Linked DNA regions of Homo sapiens: regions 1 and 2 are each linked to region 3. Evidence: chromatin contacts called from ENCODE Hi-C or POLR2A ChIA-PET data. All regions are on one chromosome and are shown on one strand. The core of a region is the stretch at or near the end of the contact, and the rest is flanking DNA. Distances in the headings are between cores, read along the strand shown.

Region 1 (4,364 bases), core at 1,415-3,914, 110 kb before region 3:
GCTTAGTTGAAAAGGGCAGGCCAGGTGCAGTGGCTCACACCTGTAATCCCAGCAATTCAGGAGGCTGACTTGGGAGGACTGCTTGAGGCCAGGATTTGGAGCCCTATTTTAAAAAAATGAAAGGACAGGTATTGGAAGGCAGCAGAAGTTTTTAAGCAAGGGAATTAACCATTTTAGACAGATCATTCCGGCAGCGGAGCAGAAGGGATATGGCCAGAGGAAGAAACACCAGGTGAAAGACTGAGTTGATCCAGGTTTAAGGCATTACATCGAGGGGCTGAACTTGAGACAGTCCCTGAAAATGTAAGAACAGGAGCTAGAACTTGCTTATGGGAAGGGCCTAGGGAGAGGAAGAAATAAAAGATCACTGGGCAAGGTGCTGCTGCAGGGCCAGGAGGCAGGACAGGCAGCGGGAGAAGGGCCAGGAGGAGCCCCAGATGCAGAGGGGACAGACCAGCCCTGCCTGCAGGCCGCTGTGCACTGAGTGAGCTCAGGGTGAGCAGAGCTTTTGAGCCCTCCCCTTCCCCAGCTTGGCAGGCACACCAGCTTGTGTGGTTTCACGGCTTCATTCCTCCCCCTAGAGGCTCCTGGAAGCACAGCTGCTTTCTCCTAAGAGTGAACAGGTCTGTGGCTTAAACATCTTAGGTCCATTCCCAGAGTTTCCAGCTCAACCCCTTGGCTCTCCTCAGGCCGGCCATGTGAGCCCCCTTAGCAGCTGGGTTAAAAAAATAAATCAAGGATGATTGAAGGTGCTGGGAGCTGTGGCTCACGCCTGTAATACCAACACTTTGGGGGGCCGAGGCGGGCAGATCGCCTGAAGTCAGGAGTTTCAGACCAGCCTGGCCAACATGGCGAAACCGACTACTAAAAATACAAAAATCGGCCGGGCGCGGTGGCTCACGCCTGTGATCCCAGCACTTTGGGAGGCCGAGGCGGGCGGATCACGAGGTCAGGAGATCGAAACCATCCTATTCTTGGCTAATACGGCGAAACCTTGTCTCTACTAAAAATACAAAAAATTAGCCAGGTGTGGTGGCAGGCGCCTGTGGTCCCAGCTACTCGGGAGGCTGAGGCAGGAGAATGGCGTGAACCCGGGAGGCGGAGCTTGCAGTGAGCCGAGGTCGCGCCACTGCACTCCAGCCTGGGTGACAGAGCGAGACTCCATCTCAAAAAAAAAATAATAATAAATAAAAATACAAAAATCAGCTGGGCATGGTGGCATGCACCTATAATCCCAGCTACTCAGGCAGCTAAGGCAGGAGAATCACTTGAACCCCAGGAAACGGAGGTTTCAGTGAGCCGAGATCACCCCACTGCACTCCAGACTGGGTGACACCATGAGAAAAAAAAAAAAAGGATGATTGAAGGCAGTTTCTACAGACTAGTCTGTCCTGCTTGGAGAATGGGGGAGGCTGCCAGGTGGCTGCAGCAGCTGAAGGCAAAAAGTGTACCATCTTTTTTTTTTTTTCTTCTTTTTTTAAGAGATGGAGAGGCAGGGGGTGGTGGCTCACGCCTATAATCCTAGCACTTTGGGAGGCCGAGGCGGGCAGACCACGAGGTCAGGAGTTCGAGACCAGCCTGGCCAACATGGTGAAACCCTAAATTAAATCTCTACTAAAAATACAAAATTTAGCTGGGCATGGTGGCGGGTGCCTATAATCCCAGCTACTCAGGAGGCTGAGGCAAGAGAATCGTTTGAGCCCGGGAGGCGGAGGTTGCAGTGAGCCAAGATCGTGCCATTGCACTCCAGCATGGGAGACAGGGTGAGACTCTGTCTCAAAAAAAAAAAAAAAAAAAAAAAAGATATAGGTCTCACTGTGTTGCCCAGGATTGTCTCAAACTCCTAGGCTCAAGCAATCCTCCTGTCTTGGCCTCCCAAAGTGCTAGGATTACAGGCATGAGCCACCATTCTTGGCCCAAAGCACACCATCTATGTGGGGTCCTGGCTCTGCCTCTCACAAACTGTGACCTTGAGCCAGTAGATTACTTTGTTAAGCCTTAAATTCCTCATCTGTAAAACAGAGATAAGACCACCCATCTCAGGGGCATTCAACTGTGATAATTTCATTTATTGTCCAAACCAAGTTTACTAATTATTGGGTGGGCTGGGAAGTATGATCCCCTGGGTGAAGGTGGATATGAATGTGATTTAAACACCGTGAAACTCTGTGCATATGTACAGAGTTATTGCTGTTACTGCAGATGCTGGGAAGAGCTGCTCACCTTCTCAGTAACTCTGCCTTGACCTCCCCTTACCTCCTGTGCTGAGGTCAGCCCTCTCTCCTCCACGTGGGCCAATGGTGGCTCCTGCCCTCCAGCCAACATCAGAGAGGCTGGAGGCACCTTGTCTTCCTCCCAGCCCTGCCCATCTCCATGACTGACCTTTTTGCGCACCCTGGACCTTGCCAACCCAAGATGCTCGCTCTAGAGATGAAGGTGGATGCAGATGCTGGGGTTCGGGGGTGGCCTCAGCTGAGGGCCTGCTGACCAACCAAAGGGTATCGGCAGGGGCAGGGGCTGGCCCTCACCCTGGGCTGGGGGTTGGGCCAGCAGCTTCTCAGCACCAGGATCATGACTCTGAGCAAACCATGTTTACCAGAGCAGCAAAGGACCTATTTATAGCCTCAGCTGCTGCTTTCTCTGGCTCACGGTGGCGGGGGCAGGGTGGCTCCTCAGAGCAAGGGAGGTAGTCGGGTCGAGGGAACCTGGCTCTGCCCAGGTGCCACTGCCCAAACCCCTGGGCCCCATCCATGGCAAGAGAGACCTTCCCCTTCACCTCCTCCATGCTGCGCTCTCTCCGCCTGCAGCAGGAGTGGCTGGAATGGGAGGACCGGCGGCGGGCGGCTGCCCAGCAGTGCCGGAGCCGCAGGTGCCCGTCAAGTCCCCGGGCCCGACTCACTAGGCCTCACCGTTCCTGCCGAGACCCAGCTGTCCACCAAGCCCTCTTCTCCGGCAACCTGCAGCAGGTCCAAGCCCTGTTCCAAGATGAAGAGGCCGCCAACATGATTGTGGAGACTGTGAGCAACCAGCTGGCCTGGTCGGCTGAACAGGGTAGGGGGCACCAGAAGAGGGCAGAAGAGGAGGGAGAAAGAAGGGGAGTGGGTGGGGAAGGGGGAGAGTCTAGGCCCCTCCTTCCCTGCAGACCACAGACTATAGCAGCCCTTTCCACCACCTATCCTAGCTCCCTCCTAAACAGAGATGAGGCAGGGTTAGCAGTCTGTATGTCTTTTAAGAATTAAAAGTTGACCGGGCACAGTGGCTCACGCCTGTAATCCCAGCACTTTGGGAGGCCAAGGCAGGCGGATCACGAAGTCAGAAGTTTGAGACCAGCCTGACCAACATGGTAAAACCCCATCTCTACTAAAAATAGAAAAATTAGCCGGGCATGGTGGTGCGCACCTGTAATCCCAGCTACTCAGCAGCTGAGGCAGAAGAATCACTTAAACCCGGGAGGCGGAGCTTGCAGTGAGCCAAGATAGCGCCACTGCATTCCAGCCTGGGGGACAGAGCGAGACCCTGCCTAAAAAAAAAAAAAAAAGAGACAAGGTCTCACTATGTTGCCCAGGCTCATCTCGAACTCCTGAGGTCAAGTGATCATCCCGCCTTGGCCTCCCAAAGTGCTAGGATTACAGGTGTGAGCCACCACCCCAGGCCCCAAGGTGAACAAGCCTTTGACACTATTAGCCATTCAAAGACGCTGAGATTTCCTTAATGGGAGTCACTCTACTTAGTTGGCCCCTGTGGTTTTATACAGCAATTAATTTTTTTATGACACATACTATGTTTTGTTACAGATTGATAAGCTGTATTAAAAGGCTGTTCCAATTTATTCTTCCACTTCAGGACTTGAATAAGCCCCCTTCCACAGGTACAGCCTGGCAGTGTTTGTGCTCAGCAAACCATGCAGAGGGAAGGCCAGTGTCAGCTGTCAGCTGGAACCAGCATCCCCACTCCCTGCCCTGCCCTGTCTTATACACCACCTCCCAAAACTATTTGCTCTCCCTAGGGTTCTGGGTGCTGACCCCCAAGACCAAGCAGACGGCACCCCTCGCCATCGCTACAGCCCGAGGCTACACAGACTGTGCTCGACACCTGATCCGGCAGGGAGCTGAGCTGGATGCCCGTGTCGGGGGTCGCGCTGCCTTGCATGAGGCCTGTGCCCGAGCCCAGTTTGACTGTGTGCGGCTGCTGCTGACCTTCGGAGCCAAGGCTAATGTGCTGACTGAGGAGGGCACGACTCCTTTGCACCTCTGCACGATCCCCGAGTCCTTGCAGTAGGTGCCTGGGGGCTGAGACAGTTTGGGGAGAAATGTGTGTGTGTGTCTCCAGCTCACAAGGCCAGAAGAGGGAACCTGACAACCACA
Region 2 (4,193 bases), core at 1,160-3,659, 93 kb before region 3:
AGATCTCCCAGAGTGGTTTTTATTGATTGATTGAAACGGGGTCTTTCTGTATGCCAGGCTGGAGTGCAGTGACGCAATCACAGCTCACTGTAGCCTTGACCTCCTAGGCTCCAATGATTCTCCCACCTCAGCCTCCCAAGTAGCTGGGACTACAGGCACACACCGCCAGGCCTGGCTAATTTTTAAATTTTTTGTAGCGACAGGGTCTCGCAATGTTGCCCATGCTGGTTTCAAACTCCTGGACTCAAGTGATCCTCCCACCTTAGCCTCCCCAAGTGCTGCAATTACACTCTAGAGCCACCATGCTCAGCTGAAGACAATTATTTTCCTTTACATTTTTTTTTATTTTGAGACGGAGTCTCACTCTGTCTCCCAGGTTGGAGCATAGTGGCGCGATCACAGCTCTCTGCAATCTTGACCCTAGGGTCAAGCAATCATCCCACCTCAGCCTCCTGAGTAGCTGGCTCATGGCTCACTGCAGCCTTAACCTCCTAGGGTCAATCATCCCACTTCAGCCTCCTGAGTAGCTGGGACCACAGGCACACGCCACCATGCCCAGCTAATTAATTTTTTTTTAGAGATGGGGGTCTCACCATATTGCCCAGGCTGGTCTTGAACTCCTGGCTCAAGGGATCCTCCTGCCTCAGCCTCCCAAAGTGCTGGGATTACAAGTATGAGCCACTGTGCCCGGCTTTGTGAATGTACTTAATGCCACTGAATTGCAAACTTAAAAATAGTTAAAATGGTTTTAAGTTTTATGTTACGTATATGTATATATTTATCTTTAGAGATAGAGGTCTCCCTGTGTTGCCCAGGCTGGCCTTTAACTCCTGGGCTCAAGTGACACTGCTGAGTCAGCCTTCAGAGTAGCTGGGACTACAGGTGCATGCCACTGTGCCTAGCTATGTTTATTTTACCACAATGAAAGGACTTACAAAAAAGAAGCTAGACACCGAAGAGGATACACAGTTGGATTCCATTTATAGCAAGTACAAAAACAGGAAAAACTAATGTATGGTGACAGACGTCAGAATAGTGATTACTCTTTGGAGGTTAATGGCTAGAAGAAGACATGAAGGGGGAGATTCTGGGGTAATTCTTTCTTTTTTTTTTTTTTCCTGAGACAGAGTCTCGCTCTGTCACCCCAGCTGGCGTGCAGTGGCTCCATCTCAGCTCACTGCAACCTCCGCCTCCCAGGTTCAAGCCATTCTCCTGCCTCAGCCTTCTGAGTAGCCAGGATTACAGGCGTGCGCCACCACGCCCGGCTAATTTTTGTATTTTTAGTAGAGACGGGATTTCACCATGTTACCCAGGCTGGTCTTGAACTCCTGACCTTGTGATCCGCCTGCCTTAGCCTCCTAACGTGTTGGGATTACAGGCGTGAGCCACCGCGCCAGTCCTAATTATCTATTTCTTGATCTAAGTGCTACTTCTGCCAGTGTTCAGTTGGTAGAAGCCACCGAGCTTTTTGCTTATGTTTGCCCCTGTCTGGATTATTTATCCTTTAATCAGTAGTTCTCCAAAACCCCAAACTCCAGCGCTTTTTTTTTTTTTTTTGGAGACAAGGCCTCCCTGTCGGGTGCAATGCAGTGGCTCAGATCATAGCTCACTGCAGCCTCGAACTCCTGAGCTCAAGCGATCCTCCCACCTCTGCCTCCCAAAGCGGTGGGATTACAAGAGTAAGCCACTCCCCCCGGCCACAGTAAGTTTTTAGAAAAAATTTTAATTGCGGCCGAGCGCGGTAGCTCACGCCTGTAATGCCAGCACTTTGGGAGGCCGAGACGGGGGCGGATCACCTGAGGTCGGGAGTTCGAGACCAGCCTGACCAACATGGAGAAACCCTGTCTCTACTAAAATACAAAATTAGCGGGGCGTGGTGGCGCATGCCTGTAATCCCAGCTACTCGGCAGGCTGAGGCAAAAGAATCGCTTGAACCCGGGGGGGCGGAGGTTGCAGTGAGCCGAGATCGCGCCATTGCACTCCAGCCTGGGCAACAAGAGCGGAACTCCCGTCTCAAAAAAGAAAAAATTTTAACTGCAAAAATCTGGATAAGTTCTTGAAAGCTGGACTTTTCCCCCTTTTTGTGTCCTAAGCCTGCGCCGAATCTGTGCCTTCTTTGAAATGCTTTCCCGCCTTCTTTCTCCGGGTCCCACACTACCTGGGGCCGCACTCTTCAAGCACTGGATGCTGACTAACTGGTCTCCTTATCTGTCTTCCCGACTGGCCCAGAGCTGAGTTCTTACTAATCCCCGCTAACCTGGAGTTAGGTGCGCGTTGCAAAGCAGTAACGAATCCAATCAGCCGGGGAGGCAGACAGCAGGGCCGGAAGAACAAAGCTGGAAAGGGAAACGTCGCACCGGCTCTGCCCAGCGGCGCCAGCCCGGGCAACCTTCCGCAGTCGCGAAGCCACGCCCCTTTCCCAAGTACCTCCGCGCTAACTCCTCCCCCCTGGCCCCGCCTCTCACCCTGGATTGCCTAAGGCCCCGCCCACCAGGCGTGGCCCCGCTCTGGGAGGGCCGCAATCCCGCCAACAATGACTCCACCCCTCCTTCCGCTGAGAAACCTGTCCCTTTTATTTAAAGAATACCTTTTACGTCAGCCCGTCTTACGCAGCTTCGCGTCATCAGTGCAAGGCGCGGAGGCGGGACTTCCTGTCCCTGGTATAACAGCTTCCGGGAGAAGCCGGAAGAGACCGGACCCTGAACAGAATCGCAGATTGCCAGCCCTTTTCCCGACCCCTACGGAAAGACGAGTCCAGGGGCCGTCCTGGCGAGGTCAAAACATTTAGTCTGGTCTTTTCAGGTGAGGACTTCCCCATCCAGGCACAGTGCCGGTCCAATCCCCCTTTAATTTCCCATGACTCCTCGCGTCCTGAAGCCCCGCCCCCAGTTCCCCAGCCCCGCCCCGAAGTTTGAGGGGTGTGGACGGTTTGTGACCCCCTTAGCCGACCCTACTCCTCACTGGCCGGGACAACTGGTCTTATCACGGAGGCTGGGGCCAGGCAGCCCTTCGGTTCGGGTGGGCCCATGGACCCCAGTCCAACGCCGAGGGAATAGGACCATCCAAAAGCGGAACCTTCGCCTCAGAAAAAGGGTGCGGGACCCCTCCTCACCGTGCGGTCACGGTACGGACAGGGTAGATCACAGGCTGAGGGACAGAGCAAAGACCCCTGAGGCCGGACACCTGGGGTCCTGCCGGGCCCCTCCCCACGAGAGTTCCCTGTGTCTGTGCCAATCGTTTTCGTCTTTCTTTGCCGCAGTTTCTTTTCCTGTAAATCATGGTTAATAACATTAACCTTCTTACCATCAGGGGTTAGTTGTGGTTGTGATAAATAATTACTACCGTTATTAAGCAATTGCAATTTGCAGTGTGCCAGGCACTGTGCCAAGTATTTTGCTTCGATGATTTCACGTCATCTTCAAAACAACCTCATGAGGTAGGTACTGTTTTTAACCCCATTTTACTGATGAGAAAGCTGAGGCTCTGAGAAAGTTGTCTGAGGTGTTATAGCTAGTAAGACGCAAGACTGGGGTTATAATTAGTTGTTTTTCTAACTCCAGGGCCGGTATATTAAATAAGGATGTTGATGTGTTCCACAGATAATTCTTTGAGCAACTACTGGGGCATTATATTGGACACTTCAGTACCAAGAGAAATACATACGATCCTTGTCTACCAGGAGTCTAATAGAAAGATGGACAGGTACATAAGTATAATGAAGTTTTATAGGTGCTGTGAGAATAGTCTGATAATGGTAATCACCAGACTGGATTTGCCCAGGGACAGCTGTGAAAGCAGCAGATTCTCCAAGGGAAATAGTAGGTACTCCAAGGAGCAAGCAGGGACCCTTCCTGCCTTTCTAAGAAACTGCAGCAGCAGAACCTTCACAGTGAAAGAAGAGAGACTGAGATATGGATTGTGAGAGCTGTTATGGAATCTTTTTCAAATCACTCCACTTGGGGAGTGGTCATTGCAGGAGTGGGCCCATGGTGACCCAGGAAGGTGGTGCTTCTGGTGTCTGTCCCAAGTTGCTCCCCAGGGCTTGCCAGAAGTTTCAGAGGCGGCACATAATGTCTGCTGCATAGTATCTGCCCGCGGTCCCTACAGAGTTATCGTTTTAGATTTGTCTGACTCTGCTTTTGATGGTAGGTCAGTTTTCTTTGGCTCTTGACATCTGGCAGCCTGGATCTGTG
Region 3 (4,513 bases), core at 1,615-4,114:
CCCAGGTTCAAGTGATTCTCCTGCCTCAGCCTCCTGAGTAGCTGGGACTACAGGCAGCCCCCACCACACCTGGCTAATTTTTGTATTTTTAGTAGAGACGGGGTTTCACCATATTAGCCAGGCTGGTCTCGAACTCCTGATCTTGTGATCCACCTGCCTCGGCCTCCCAAAGTGCTAGGATTACAGGCATGAGCCACCGTGCCCGGCTGACAGTTTCTTATTTAATTATTTGTTTATTATGATCTATTGCTGCCTCTAGAACATAAGCTTCATGGGGGCAGGTCCTTTGCCATCCTTGTCTGTAGTCATGTCGCCAGTGCCTAGGCACAGAGCCTGGCAAAGGCGGGCTCTACATTTTTACTGAATGAATGATTGAACGACTCCCCACAATAATGATTTGAGAATGCATTCTCGTTCCCATCTTAACAAGTGGGGAAAATGAGACTCAGAGAAATTAAATAACTTGCCTAAGGACAGTTGGCAGTAGGGCCAAGATTTGAACCTTGCTCTCTGTGGCTCCAGCACTCTTTCAACTCTTTCCACTTCACATGCTGGCTCCCCTGATGTCTCAGCTGCACCCTGGATCAAGTTAGATGCCAGGAAACATGGCTGGGTGCGGTGGCTCATGCCTGTAATTCCCAGCACTTTGGGAGGCTGAGGCAGCAGGATTCCTTGAGCTCAGGAGTTCGAGACCAACCTGGACAACATAGGGAGACCCCCATCTCTATTAAAAAAAAAAAAAAAAGAAAAGAAAAGAAGGCAGGAGGCAATCACCTGGAATCTCTTAGTGCAATTTCCCCGGGAAATTCCACCCCAAGTTCTCACTAATATCATTCCTATAGCCTCTAATGGGATCAACATAATACCTTCCTGCAAATCAATGGGTGAGGATGTCACACAGAATCCATGAAATCAATCCTGCTGGAAGTAAGTACCGGATACTGTCTGAAACTCCAGATGAACTGATAGGTTTCTTTATTTCAGACAGAGAAGGGCCATCTAAGTCATCAGGTTTCCCTTTTTACCTTGGCTGCTAGGAAACTTCGAGTTTTAAGTAAGCACCCAGAACGCAGAGGCAGCCTCAACCTCAGGTAAAGTGCTGTAATGAACAGAATGTATGTGATTTGGAACCAGGGAGCCTAAACTTGAGTCTCAGCCAATGCTCCTGTGAGCAAGACATTCAAACTTCTCTGGACCTTAGAACCGAGGTGATAAACACGTAACTCCTCCGTCCCAGGGCTGTTAAGAGGGTTAAGTGAGCTAATGTATTGGCAAGCTCTCCAGAAATGATTTGATGCTGCATAATGGTCAGACTGTGTCACATGCAGTCACAGGGTACAGTCAGCTCACAGGGGCTGAGCTGTAGCTTCTCATGTCCCAGGAATTATTAAACAAGAGAATGAAGTGGTCAGGGAAGGCTTCAAGGAAGAGACACCTTGAAGGATGGGTGGAACCCTCTGATGGAGAAAATTTGACAGCGTCATTCCTGTACCCTGTAGTGCTGACCTCCCAGGTCACCTCTAATTCCCATCCTGGCCTGCATCTTCCCATCCTTTTAGGTACCCTCTAACCATTACTAATCCCACTGTCTAGTCTCTGTCCCCAGGGGTGAAAATCAGCCCACGGGTGGATAGAGCTGCCCTCAGATGGCTCACAAGTTTCCAGAGACCCAGGGGTTCAAAATGACCAAGTCAACCAGCAGTTACTATTCCTTTATTCGTTCAACACCTGCTCACACGGTCGGGCATGGTGGCTCATGCCTGTAATCCCAGCCCAGCACTTTGGGAGGCCCCGGCGGGTGGATTGCTTGAGCCCAGGAGTTTAAGACCAGATTGGGCAACATGGTGAAACCCCATTTCTACAAAAAAATATAAAAATTAGCCAGGTGGGGTGGTGCATGCCTGTAGTCCCAGCTACTAAGGAGGCTGAGGCAGGAGGATCGCCTGGGCCCAGGAGGTCTAGGGTGCAGTGAGCCATGATCATGCCACTGCACTCTGGCCTGGGTGACAGAGCAAGACCTTGTCTCAAAACAAAAACAAAAACACCAGCTCACACAAGGGTCATCAAAGAGTGTTTAGATGCTTGAGGGGATGGATACCCCATTCTCCATGATGTGCTTATTTCACATTGCATGCCTGTGTCAAAACACCTCATGTACCCCTTACATGTACCCCATAAATATATACAATTACTATGTACCCACAAAAATTAAAATAAAAAAAAGGAGGCTAGACGCAGTGACTCATGCCTGTAATCCCAGCATTTTTGGAGGCTAAGGCGAGTGGATCACCTGAGGTCAGGAGCTTGAGACCAGCATGGCTAACATCGCAAAATCCTGTCTCTACTAAAATACAAAAATTAGCTAGGCTCGGTGGCAGGCACCTGCAATCCCAGCTACTCGGGAGACTGAGGCAGGAGAATCGCTTAAACCTGGGAGGCAGAGGTTGCGGTGAGCCAAGGTTGCACCATTGCACTGCAGCCTGGGCGATGAGAGTGAAACTCCATCTCAAAAAAATAAAAATAAAATAAAAAATAAATAAGGAGAGTTTAGTCTTGGAAAAAGCCCCAGCCCAGGATGAGAGGCTGAAATCTGGGCTCTCCCCAACTAGCAACATCTGACCCTCAACTTCCTCATCCATACAAAAGACTTAATCACACATCACAAAGACCATCCTCAATAAGGGGTGCTGTCTTTACTGTCAGCCTGTACTCAATCTTCCTAAAACTTGAAGAAAGTAGGGTACAGAGAGGTGAAGTAAATTCCCCGAGGTCACACAGCTCATAAGCAGCAGAGCTGGATTGGGACTGGGGATTCACACACTGAAACTTGGGATGGGGGTAGGGAGGGGAAACTCTCCAGGAAATGGCTCTTCTCAGTCGGTGAGATTTTGAGGTCAAACCAGCTGGAGGGAGCCAGGCTCTGGCGGGGCAGCAGCAGACCGGAAACCACAGCCGACTAAGACTGACCTTGGCCTGTAGGGCTGGCTGGGTAGGGCGGGGACGGCCTTGGTTCCCAGCCCTGATTCACTACGTCATTGAAGTCGGTGGCTGAAGACCTCAGCTCTGTCTACTCAGGCTTAGGTGGCCGGGACGCAGGCCTGGCGTAGGGGGGCGCCTGGAAGGGCCTGCATGCAGGTGCAGAGAACCTGCAGGGCGTGAGACCCGCGTAGGGAGAGTACCTATCCTATGTCTGGGGGGAATCTATGCTGGGGAGCCCTGTGGAGGAGGACCTATGGCCGGCGGCCCCCTCTTCCTTCCCCTGACCCTGCACTCCTGGCTCCCTCCCACTTCTGACCCTTCCAGCTGTTCCATGTGGCCTCAGGATAAAGTTCAAGTTCCTCCTTCTGACCTGGCCCCTGCTGTGAACTTGCTCTCCGTCCCCAGCCTGCCCTACTGGTCCTGTCTCTGCGCACTCCCTTAGCTTCATTCACTTTAAAATTGAGCTCAGGCCTCTCTGCAGTCCAGCTTCCACTCCTTCTTCGACTTGGACCTGGCGTGGACGACTGGCCTTCCTCTCCTCTCTCCTGAAGCCCGTCGGACCTCCGCCATGCATGCCTCCCCTTCTGCTAGGTCCTGAGGACCCACCTGTGACTCAGTCACCCTCTGCTTTCAGGGCAGCAGGCACACAGTGGCTCAGAACAAAGGGTGATGGAGGCTGACTGCCTGTGGTCACTGCTGGGGAAGCTGCCTCTGCACTGCCCCAGCCCCGACCAAGGCGTGACCCTTTGAAATACCCGGAACCACAGAACAACCTCCTCTGCTGTGGGGTAAAGGTAGAGGTCGAGGGTCAGCCCCAGGCAGCATCCCAGGTGCCATCAGAGGGCCCCTGATGCTTGGAGCCAGGGTAGGGAGGCGCTGTGTCTAGAAGGGTGCACTTGGGCTCCCCTGGACAACACTGGCTGTGTGAAAGGAACCCCAGCATTAAGGAGGGGTTCCCCCACCCCTGCTATGCACTTTATTTAAAGCCAACCAAACACTGTTAAAATATGAATCACGGGCCAGTTGCAGTGGCTCACACCTGTAATCCTAGCACTTTGGGAGGCTGAGGTGGGCAGGTCACTTGAAGTCGGGAGTTCGAAACCAGCCTGGCCAACATGGTGAAACCCAGTCTTTACTAAAAATACAAAAAAATTAGCCGGGCGTGGTGGCACACACCTGTAATCCCAGCTACTCTGGAGGCTGAGGCAGGAGAATTGCTTAAACCCAGGAGGCGGAAATTACAGTGAGCTGAGATGGCACCACTGCACTCCAGCCTGGGCGGCAGAGCAAGAGTCCGTCTGAAAATAAATAAATAAATAAATAAATAAATAAATAAAAAGAATCACTGCAGCTGTGAATCCACATTAACCCAAAACAGCAGCAAGTAACTGGACCACCCATACTCCTGGCTAGGCCTGGGCTGGACAATGGAAGGGGGAGCAGGGGGGTGGGTGGAGGTAAAGGGAAAGTCTCTCTTGCATCTGTGCCCAATATGCCTGCGTGTCCTAGGGTATGTCTGTATGACAAGGCAGCG

The links. A loop is a pair of places that touch in the nucleus more often than their neighbours do. ChIA-PET counts read pairs that join two places held with the same protein, here RNA polymerase II (POLR2A). Pooled maps may share reads with other maps.
Region 1: a pooled map shows a loop between it and region 3 (2.0-fold over the local background). The contact joins the promoter of ASB16 here to the enhancer-like site in region 3. A Hi-C loop is called at or near these places in 1 of 50 pooled maps. POLR2A ChIA-PET finds 5 or more read pairs at or near these places in 4 of 52 experiments (PC-3, T-cell, WTC11 and 1 more).
Region 2: a pooled map shows a loop between it and region 3 (5-fold over the local background). The contact joins the promoter of ASB16-AS1 here to the enhancer-like site in region 3. A Hi-C loop is called at or near these places in 2 of 37 single-sample maps with no recorded cell type and 3 of 50 pooled maps. POLR2A ChIA-PET finds 5 or more read pairs at or near these places in 4 of 52 experiments (Caco-2, HEK293 and WTC11).

The regions. Positions count from the first base shown.
Region 1 is chr17:44,168,040-44,172,403 of GRCh38, forward strand. It overlaps ASB16 (ankyrin repeat and SOCS box containing 16), which reads left to right and starts at 2,665. Exons shown (of 5, transcript NM_080863.5): 1 at 2,665-3,051; 2 at 4,007-4,274. The coding sequence starts at 2,751.
Region 2 is chr17:44,184,308-44,188,500 of GRCh38, forward strand. It overlaps ASB16-AS1 (ASB16 antisense RNA 1), which reads right to left and starts at 2,410. Exons shown (of 3, transcript NR_049730.1): 1 at 2,258-2,410. It overlaps TMUB2 (transmembrane and ubiquitin like domain containing 2), which reads left to right and starts at 2,665. Exons shown (of 4, transcript NM_001076674.3): 1 at 2,665-2,802; 2 at 3,369-3,436. The coding sequence starts at 3,402. RefSeq lists an enhancer at 1,989-2,523.
Region 3 is chr17:44,276,912-44,281,424 of GRCh38, forward strand. No RefSeq gene overlaps it. Among named protein-coding and RNA genes, the nearest start is that of SLC4A1, 11 kb to the left of the region's middle. RefSeq lists an enhancer at 3,273-3,943. Within about 2 kb of position 2,865, at least 20 of the 41 ENCODE cell types and tissues checked have a DNase peak (open chromatin) inside an H3K27ac peak, as active enhancers do.